Regions from separate parts of the Homo sapiens genome. Here region 2 is linked to region 1. The links are chromatin loops, found by intact Hi-C in ENCODE. Cell type or tissue: heart left ventricle. All regions are shown on one strand. Each heading gives the region's core, and the rest is flanking DNA. Links, peaks and the distances in the headings are about the cores only. Region 1 has its middle 31 kb from the start of MCM5. Region 2 overlaps RBFOX2 (RNA binding fox-1 homolog 2).

Region 1 (5,378 bases), core at 189-5,188:
TAGTAGGGAAAAAAAGGGCTTTTTTTTTTCAAGCATATTATTACTAAGTGTCTGAGCATCCAGGAAAGCTGCCTAAAACGCTGCTGAACTGGGCTAAGATGCCAGGGCTCCTGCCTCCATCAAGAAGCTGTGGAATTCAGAAGCCACCATTACAACTGCCAGCTCCAGCATTAGGCCTGCACTCTACCACCATCCACACAGCAAAATGGATGCTTGGATGCTCCATGCCCTGCCTCTCTCCCCACGAAACTCAGTTCCAAATTCTAGTCTTGTGCGTTTGCATTCAATGGCAGGATTTCCATGCCATCAGAAACACTAGCTGCAAGAGAGTCTGGAAATGTGGTTAAGTTTCCCAGCCTCTGCAGCACGGGAAGGGATGCCACATGGAATCCCTTGAGTCCATGGGATCTTGGGGCCATTTAGTGGCTGCCCCCGACAGGGCTTGAGGGGAAGGACCTCACCACAGGCTCCAGTCCCCGGCCCAGTGCCTCTGAGGAGGGATGGGGAGGGTGGGGTAGGGGAGAATATTTCCAGCCTGTTGCACCAAATGTGCCCAGCCCTGGGTCCTGCAGATGGAAAAGTAGAAATGAAGCCTTGCTTGGCTGCTTCCCCCTCTCCTGCAGGATCCACCCCCAAGAAGGGGCAGGACGACAGAGTGGGGATATGAGGACAGAAGAGCGACTTACATACACCAACAATGGCAACACGTGGCAACCAATGCCATTAGGCATTCCCAATGAAATGAGAGACCCCCCCAAGGTCCCCAAAGGCAACCTGGGTTAGGAGAGGAGCATTGGACTAAGAGCCGAGGGGTCTGAGTTCTGACCCAGGGGAAGCCCCTAACAGACTGTTTGTGAGCATGCCACATGCCCTCTCTGAGCTGTGGTCAGAGAGGTTGCAGTCAGGGCTGTGATCTCATCTGAAGGCTGGATGGTGGTGTTAAAGATGGTGATGTTATACATGGTCTCATCTATAACATGGATGGTGACTTGATACTGCCTGGATCCTCTGGGGCTCCAAGGGTTGAAGTTCTATCATGCAAAGGGAATCAAGGGGCCAGGCCCAGTGGCTCATACCTATAGTCTCAACACTTAGGAGGTGGAGGCAGGAAGATCACTTTGAGCCCTCAAGCTTGAGGCTAGCCTGGGCAATATAGCAAGACCCTGTCTCTACAAGAAAATTAAGAAATAAGCCAGACATGGTGGTGCATGCCTGTAGTCCCAGCTACTCCAGGAGCTGAGGTGAGAGGATCCCTTGAGCCCACAAGGTTGAGGGTGCAATGGGCCATGACTGCACTACTGCACTCCAGCCTGAGCAACATTGTGAGACCCTGTCTCAAAAAACAAAGAGGATCAAGGATGATGGGACAGAGACAACCTAGGGGGTTCACCTGGGCTCCACCATCTGCCCCCGAGACACCTGCCCCCAGCAACTTTTACCCTCCCAGCTCTCCTGAGTGCCTGATTTCCTGGTCTCCCTCTAGGACCTCCCATCTCTAGCCTCACACAGCGCTGCCTGGCCCCAATCCCCAACCCCCTCCACTCTCCTCCAGCCTCTCACCCACCACCCCCCCGCACACACACACACAGAGCCAGATGAGGCTGGACCAGGCTGGAGTTGCCGAAGGGGCTGAGCAGATGGCCAGGGCCAGGGACTAGATAGTGACTGGGAATTATTCACCTGACTACATGGGCTGGTGTTAAGAGTCTGGGCCCTTGCTTTCCTCCCCAAGGAAGTTGGAGGAGATACTTCCAGACTCCACGCAGCAGCTCTCTGGTGCTTCTCCTCCCTGCTCTGCTCTACTGACAAGGAGCACGTTCTGTGTGGGGGCCGTGAACAGAACCGTCACACAGTACTTGAGCTCCCAGGGTGAGGCGCTTATGTAACTGATGCCTGCCTGCCACCTGTACTCCCCGCTAGACCCCCTGGCTTCATCTCAAAGCACAAGGCCACCCCGGTACCCACACACCAGGCCTCCATGGGGTCCCATCTCTTGAAATATCACAGAGCACTTGTTCTTTCTCACAAGGCTCTTCATGCTGGCGCTGACGTTCTTTCTGGATCTTTCTCCCCCAAGCAGGAAGAAACATGCTTTGTTCTCTGTATTCCCAGTGTCCCGGAAACCTGTGAATGCTTGGTAAATTTAGCTGAATGAACTAAAAGTATCAATAATAATAGAAACCCATAGAGAATGTAACAGGCACTAGTCTAAGAGCTCTGCATACATTCATGCATTTAATGCTCACCTCGCCCTTTATTGTAGGTACGGTCATTATCTCCATGACACAAACGGATGAATCAACAAATGCCACCACGTTCCTTCTGGGGAAAGGCACTGACCCGACAGATCAGGCCCATCACCAGGCATAAAGTGAGAGGGTGCCATGCTGAGTGTCCTCTATTATACCACCAGAAGCAGGCAGGGTGTTTCTGGAAGGAGGGCCCCCTGGAGGAGGAGAGGCACAGAGGGAACTGAAGTCTGGGTCGCTGGAGAAAACAGCCCCTTCAACTCTAAAGGAGTAGCTGGGCCTGAAGCTGGGGGGTTCCAGGAGCCAAGATCCTCAAACTCACCCATGAGTTTGAGTTTGACAGGGATGGCAGTGGGAACCTTAGGGCTGCGTGCTAGAAGCTGATGGGTTCCAGAGACCGAGTCACCCAGAAATCCCATCTAATTCTAAGATTTGATGAGTCCTATATCAGGAGGAGACAAGACCCGAGAAACTATCACTGTGGTCACCTCCAGGGTGGCTGGGGACGGTCAGAGAGAAGGGGGACTGGTTTTACTTTTGTCTTTTCACCCATGCGCTACCCATACAAAAAATAATACACGTGTATATTTGAACTGAATATTTCTAAGAGTCTAGCCTTCTAAGCCTCCAAGATTATTACAATCATTCTGAGATCCAGACTGATTCTCAGAGACTGCTGGCAAAGATTCGGGGGTTGGGCATCCGTGGGTTTGGACCCCGGCTCCGTGCATTTCTGTGCCTCAGTTTCCTGGTGTGTAACCCAGGACGAGGATACCCACTTCCGCTGGAGCATGATAACGATAACTCAGGCATCCCCCAGGATCTGTCACGCAGCAGAGCCTTTGTCCAAACAAAGCCAGTGGTGAATGCCCAGAACCAGAGGATCCTCCAGGCAGCGTCTGGGCTGCTGAGTCTGAGCCAGGGAGTTTCCAGATTCCCAGGGTAGGAGGCCGGGAAGTCCCTGGGAGCGCCTGGAGAGCTGGCCCTGCAGGCCAGGCCGGGTGGGTGCGGGAGGCTGCAGCCCCGGGCCTGGTGCTCTGGCGCCCCCTCATGGACACTGTTCTCCTCGCACCCCTGGGACAGCTGGAGAGGAGTGCCCTCATTCATCAAAAAAATTCTCCTGATTATTCAGGGTTATTTTTTTTAAAAAGACCAAAGCTAGAGACAAGGTAAGAGTCCCCACTGGTCCTTCTGTGTCCTGCATGGAAATACGACTGAAAAAAAAAAAAAAGGCTGGGTACAGTGGCTCACGCCTGTAATCCCAGGACTTTGGGAGGCCGAGGCAGGTGGATCAGGAGGTCAGGAGTTCCAGACCAGACTGGCTAGCATGGTGAAACCCCATCTCTACTAAAAATACAAAACAAAACAAAATTAGCCAGGCATGGTGGCACGCGCCTGTAGTCCCAGCTACTCGGGAGGCTGAGGCAGAAGAATTGCTTGAAACTGGCAGGCGGAGGTTGCAGTGAGCTGAGGTCGCACCACTGCACACTCTAGCCTGGGCGACAGAGCGAGACTCCATCTCAAAAAAAAAAAAAAAAGTCCCCACTGGCTGGTTTTGGGGCTCCAGGCCCAAAACACAGCATTAAGTGTTCAGAAGCTTTTGACACCTTTTGAGACACATAATGATTAACTACAGGCACTCCTGCCCAGCGGGCACCAGGTGCCCACTTCCTGGCAAAGCTCTTGTTATTTCACTGTATCTTCCTATACTCTCACTATACTCAGCCCACACTATTATCAATCCTCTTAACATCTGGGGGAACAGAGACCCAGGAAGATAAACTGAACTCAGGGCACACAGCTGGAAGTGGTGGCATTAGGTGTCACACTCAGGCCATGGACTCCGTCACCCTGTGTAAGGAGCAGTAATTTTCTCTCCCATTCTCTGCAGGCCCCTGAAAGGTACCATGCTCAATACCAGTGAACGCTGTTCAGCCCAACCTGACCACAACTCTTCCAGATGGGCTTTTATTCCCCCCATTTTTAGGGTGACCAACGGGTGTGCCTAGGGCTGAAGGGGCTCCTGGGATGCAAGACTTTCGGTGTTAACACCAGAAAAGCCCGACCCATTTTACAGACACGGAAACTGAGATTTGGAGAGGGTAATATATTCCACAGCTATTGAGCATGGAGCCCAGAAGTCTTGCTCTAGAATGAGGCCTACTGGCTGAGAAGCACTAGGCTGAGCTGGTTCTCTAAGGAAGAACAAAAAATGGCTGGGCACGGTGGCACAGGCCTGCACTTTTTGAGGCTGAGGTGGGCGGATCACCTGAGGCCAGGAGTTTGACACCAGCCTAGCCAACATGGTGAAACCCCATCTCTACTAAAAATACAAAAATTAGCCAGCTACAGTGGCGCGCGCCTGTAGTCCCAGCTACTCGGGAGCCTGGGGCAGGAGAATTGCTTGAACCAGGAGGTGGAGGTTGCAGTGAGCCAAGAGAGCAAGCCACTGCACTCCAGCCTGGGTGACAGAGCAAGACTCCATCTTAAAAAAAAAAGGAAGAACAAAAAACAAGGGCAGGAGGGGTGAGGAGGAATGGCAGGAGAGAATTCTAGAATCTCAGAGCCCGGAACAATCAATCTTGAAATCTTGAAGGCAATAATATCTCCTAAGAAGACGACCCTTGGTGGCTCACCCAGATCCTTCACTTCTGCCTCTGAGACATTGAGTCATTTCCTCAAAGTCTTGTAGCCTCAATTTCTCATCTGTAATTTGGAGATAATAACCTTAGGACCTAGCATTTCAAAAAGATTTGGCCGGGCACGGTGGCTCATGCCTATAATCCCAGAACTTTGGGAGGCCGAGGCAGGTGGATCACCTGAGGTCAGGAGATCAAGACCAGCCTGGCCAACATGGTGAAATCTTGTCTCTACTAAAAATACAAAAATTAGCCAAGCATGGTGGCAGGCACCTGTAATCCCAGCTACTTGGGAGGCTGAGGCAGGAGAATTGCTTGAACCTGGGAGGCGGAGGTTGCAGGGAGCTGAGATCATGATACTACACTCCAGCCTGGGAACAGAGCAAAATTCCGCCTCAAAAAAGAAAAAAAAAAAAAAAAAAAAAAAAAAAGGTCAAAGAAAAGAACTGGGAATACTGGCATGCGCCTGTAGTCCCAGCTACTTGGGAGG
Region 2 (5,378 bases), core at 89-5,088, 500 kb before region 1:
AGTGTCTTGACTTATTTTTCACAAAGCATTCACATTAGTTATTTTCAAGGAAATTTTCTAATTTATTTCATTGATGTGTGTATATATATATATATATATATATATATAACATTTAATTATATAATTATAAGAACTTACGACTTCTATAAACTGGCAGGTGAATAAACACAAGTGATTTTTGGTAAGCATACAACTCAGCTACTGGGAGAAGAAAGGGCTTGGGGGCAAATAGGAGAGAGTTGTTTACTAGTTTTAGGTGGTTTAAGACTGTTAAAAGCGTCCCTTTATTAGACTTGGGAACTGGAGAACATTAGTTAATTTAACAAGTTAATTGATTAAAAGAGGCTTATACTTTAATCAACCACAGGGAAGACTTACTTTTGTTTCATCAATTTTGTATCTCCTTAGTGGTTACTTGACTAAATTTTGTTCTATTGTTTTAGAGTCAACTCGGTTTGGGGGATGGGTAGGGAAGAGGATTAGAACAGATACACACAAACTAGAGATAATTTGTTTTGCTTCATTGGGGTGGCCTAACCAAGTAAGGGATGTTCAGCAGTGGGATACTTGCAAAACTAAGTGTTGAAAGCTTTCATTATTTCATCATTAAAAATTATTTAAGCTGTAGTGTACTATTTTGTTTATTAATTGATGAATACAAATGTATATATTTGTGGTACACAAAAAACCCAACTAATATCTGCTAACTGCTTTACAGTTTACAAAACCCTCCTGTGTATATCCACTTTTGATCTTCACAATAGTTCAGCTAGGTGGCTTGGGCTTTATTATCCCAATTTTATAGATAAAAGAATACCAAAGCACAGAGACTGTCAAATGAATCTCCCAGTCTTAGTTATATAGGTAGTAAGTAAAGAATTGGACTTGAACCCCGATTTTCAGCCTCCATGTCTTGTATTTCCCTTTTGTATTTGTCTGTCAGTGTCTCTCTGAATATAAGTGTTCTTTTGCTGGTGTGACAAGATAAGATATTCTGGAATCTTTGGAGAATGTGGGAGCATGAAGTCTTCATATGACTTGAAAGTTCTTGAGTAACTTATTTCTGTCAAGTTTTCTATCTTGTTTGTTAAAATAACTTATGATCTAAATTTTATCTTTTCATATTTTAAATACAAAGAAAAATGTCATGTTGTCAATTTTTTTGAGACTCTGTTGCCCAGGCTGGAATGAAGTGGCGCAATCTTGGCTCACTGCAACATTTGCCTCCCGGGTTCAAGTGATTCTTCTGCCTCAGCCTCCTGAGTAGCTGGGATTACAGACATGCGACACTAAGCCTGGCTAATTTTTGTATTTTTAGTAGAGACAGTGTTTTGCCATGTTGGCCAGGCTGATCTCAAACTTCTGACCTCAGGTGATCTGCTCACCTCAGCCTCCCAAAGTGCTGGAATTACAGATGTGAACCACCACGCGGGGCCCATTCTTTGATGTTTAAAATGCTTGTCAATGACTTCTCAAAACTATATTTTTTTCTTCAATTTTCTAAAATTCTGTTGAAAGACACAATGTCCCATTGATTAGCAGAAACAAGTGGGAACATCAAAGGAGATGCTTAAGTTGACAAATATAACATAGACAATTATAGATTTAAATTCAGAGTGGCAGCCTTACTTTTAATAAGAGGGTAAATTTAAAATGACCTAAGGGTTTCTTTTCTTAACAAGTATTTTCTTTCCTCAAGATTTTTTTTTTCTTTTTTCTAACCAGTTTTTTCATGGGTAGAAAATGAACTTTATTTTAGTCAAATTTTTGCAATGAACTTTCAAGGCTTTTTTTTTATTGGGAGCTGTGGACAACAGCAAATATATCTTCTGTAGTGCTCATTTGGCTTGATTGAAGAAATGATGACTACTTTTCTTCCCTCGGGGATAGTTGGTGGAATGGAGGACATGGTAAGTGTGTTCAGGTTCTAGCTTAGTGCTTTTGAGCTTAAAAAAAGACTGACCCCAAGGAGGCAGTTGCTTTTATGTCATGACCCAGTATACACACATACATATATGTTGACTATAACTTAGAATTAGTCTTACCAAATGCTGCCTATCTTAACCATGTTCTAAGTACTGTGATATTTTCTGTCCCCTTCAAAAAATTGTCGATTGTGACTAACGATTGACCAAAATTGATTTCTGCTGGATTTTTCCTGGACCCACTAATGGATTGCAACCTGTTTGAAAAACATTGTTCTAATACTTACATTCCTTAAAAATGCAACCTTAAAGAAACCTCATGCCTTTATTTTTTTGAGATGGAGTCTCACTTTGTCACCTAGGCTGGAGTGCAGTGGCATGATCTCTGCTCATTGCAACCTCCACCTCCCAGGCTCAAGTGGTCCTCCTACCTCAGCCTCCTGAGTAGCTGGGACCGCAGGTGTGCACCTCCATGCCCAGCTAGTTTTTGTATTTTTGGTAGAGATGGGGTTTCACCATGTTGCCCAGGTTGGTCTTGAACTCCTGAGTTCATGCGTTCCACCCGCCTCAACCTCCCAAAGTGCTGGGATTACAGCCGTAAGCTTCCATGCCGGGACACAAGAAACCCCATACCTTTTAGCAGTCACTCCCCTACTTTCCATCTCTCCACCCAAGCTCTAAGGCCCCCCAGCTGGAGACTGAATTAAAATGGTTCAGAAGTAAAACGTTACCCCTTCTGTATCTCGCAATCTATAATAATTTTCTTTCTGATCCTCTTTTTTTTTTTTTTTTTAACTAAACATGCTTTTGCTTTGCTCTTAAATTACAGGAAGTGTGAAATTGCTTTTTTTCCCCCCTGTTAGGTTGTCTAGAACCCCACTTTCAGCCTTTGTGCAAAGCTTTTTCAAACTGTTGCTTCTGTCCAACATCTGACCTCAGGTCACCCATCAATAGTTTAGGTCCTTCTGTGGTGTTGTCCTTACACCCTCTAGTGGATGAAGGTCTGGTATATGCTGTAGTGTCTAGTGTTCTTGTAGCACTTTTCTCAATCCATGTAATCAGCTTTACTATTACATTTTAGATCATTTCATTCTTCAAACAGTTAAAAATCTTTTCACTCCAGGAAAGACTGTTTTATTTCTTCTGCTGCTCACTGCCATGCTAAGTAATATGCTTATTCTGCTGTTTCATGATTTGTCCAAATTTTGGCACTATTCTTTGGCTTCCTACTGTTGAAGATGAGAAATTAGCAATTTTATTTTATTTTATTTTTATTTTTTGAGACAAGGTCTTGTTGTGTTGCCCAGGCAGGAGTGCAGGTGTGTCATCTTGGCTTACTGCAACCTCCGCCTCCTGGGTACAAGTGATTCTTGTGCCTCATCCTCCCCTGTAGCTGGCATTACAGGCGCACACCACCAAACCCGACTACTTTTTATATTTTTAGTAGAGATGGGGTTCCTCTGTGTTGGCCAGGCTGATCTCGAACTCCTGACCTCAAGTGATCCGCCTGCTTCAGCCTCCCAAAGTGCTGGGATTACAGGTATGAGCCACTGCGCCTGCCCAGAAATTAGCAGTTTTATAGACCTCTTTCCTTCTAATAAAGCCATTTTTTGGGTCAAATCAATATTTATTGATTTGTGAATATATAATAATTATTATGACTATTTATTTTATATCCAAACAAAATATTATTACTTTGCCTGTCTTACATATTTGTTTCCCTTGGAGTTACTATGTAGAGAAAATAAATATAAATATGTATTTGGCTGTTGCTTTTTAAAAAGCTCTATGGCCAGCGCAGTGGCTCACGCCTGTAATCCCAGCACTTTGGGAGACTGCGGCGGGGGAATCACCTGAGGTCTGGAGCTCGAAACCAGCCTGGCCAACATGGGGAAACCCTATCTCTACTAAAAATACAAAAATTAGTGGGGCATGGTGGCGGGTGCCTGTAATCCCAGCTACTTGGGAGCTGAGGCACGAGAATCGCTTGAACCCAGGAGGCGGAGGTTGCAGTGAGCTGAGATTATGCCACTGCACTCGAGCCTGGGCGACAGAGTGAGACTCCGTCTCAAAAAAAAAAAAAAAAAAAAAAGTTCTATTAAGATGTCATTTCTATACCTAAAATTTACTCAATGTAAGTGACTTGTTCAGTGATATTTAGTAAACGTATAGAGTTGTGTCACAGTCCAGCTTTAGTACATTTCCCTCATTCCCCAAATTCTTTCAAATTCTTTTGCAGTCATTCCCTGCTCCCTCTCCAGTCCTCCCTCTCTCCCCCAGCCAACCACTGCTCTGCTTTCTGACTTTATAAAATTGCCTCTTTTGTGCTGGACACGGTAGCTCATGCCTGTATACCAGTACTTTGGGAGGCCGAGGCAGGAGGATCCTTTGAGCCCAGGAGTTCAAGACCAGCGTGGGCAACACAGCGAGACCATGTCTCAAAAAAAACAAAAAAAATGGTCGCTTTTGGACATTTTATATAAATGGAATTATATGATATATGTAGTCTTTGGCATGAGATTTCTTACAATTAGTATAATGTTTTTGAGGTTCATCCAGGTTGTAGTATGTATCACTGTGTCATTTTTTATTTTTTTTTGCTAAATAATATTTCATTATAGTGATGTATCACCTTTTGTTTATTTGTTTACCAGTTGGTAGATATTTGTATTGTTTCCAACTTGGCTATTATGAATAGTGCTGATATGAAGAATTACCTGCAAATCTGTGTGTTGACATACTTTAATTTCTCTTGGGTAGATTTCTAGGAGTGGAATTACTGAGGCAATGGTAAACTCATGTATAATTTCTTCTTTTTAAGAGAAATAAGCCAGTGTGGTGGCTCATGCCTGTAATCCCAGCACTTTGGGAGGCTGAGGTGGGTGGATCACTTGAGGTCAGGAGTTTGAGACCAGCCTGGTTAACCCAGTTAAACCCCATCTCTACTAGAAATACAAAAATAAAATAAATAAAATAAAATAATAATAATCATAATAAAAGAGAAATGAGGTCGCCAATGCTGGAGTGTGGTGGTGCAATCATAGTTCAATTTAGCTTTGAACTCCTGCCTCAAGTGATCCTCCTGTCTCAGCCTCCCTGAGTAGCTGGTATTACCAGCTTGAGACAACGTGGCCTCATGCATAACTTTTAAAGAAACCACAGACTGTTTTCCAAAGTGGCTTGGTTTTATCTAACTTTTTGTTATAATGAGTGTATGGTAATAGCTCATTGTGGTTTAATTTGCATTTCCCTAATAATTAAGTAGGTACCTTTTCATGTGCTTATCAGCCACTTATGTTTGCTTTGGTGAGATGTCTATTCAGGTCTTTTGCCCACTTTTTATTTGGTTTTTCTTCTTATTGAGTTGTAAGAAGTCTTTATATATTCTGGGTACAAGTTCTTTGTCAGATTTACAATTTGCAAATATTTGTTCTCAGTTATGAGGTTTTGTAA

Evidence for each region. A loop is a pair of places that touch in the nucleus more often than their neighbours do. Peaks named below come from ENCODE experiments on the same cell type or tissue, not always from the same donor. Only the 100,000 strongest peaks of a DNase experiment are listed, where the experiment ranks them.
Region 2: it touches region 1 in a loop (2.5-fold over the local background); 23 of 110 quality-filtered maps call a loop at or near these places.

The regions. Positions count from the first base shown.
Region 1 is chr22:35,428,912-35,434,289 of GRCh38, reverse strand. It overlaps a transcript of MCM5 not described here. Among named protein-coding and RNA genes, the nearest start is that of MCM5, 31 kb to the right of the region's middle. In heart left ventricle, for the core only: a CTCF peak has its summit at 3,293 (motif pointing left); a DNase peak (open chromatin) is centred at 3,249.
Region 2 is chr22:35,928,657-35,934,034 of GRCh38, reverse strand. The region is part of intron 2 of RBFOX2 (RNA binding fox-1 homolog 2); the gene reads left to right. Among named protein-coding and RNA genes, the nearest start is that of RBFOX2, 97 kb to the left of the region's middle. In heart left ventricle, for the core only: a CTCF peak has its summit at 2,908 (motif pointing left); no DNase peak of the experiment used is centred there.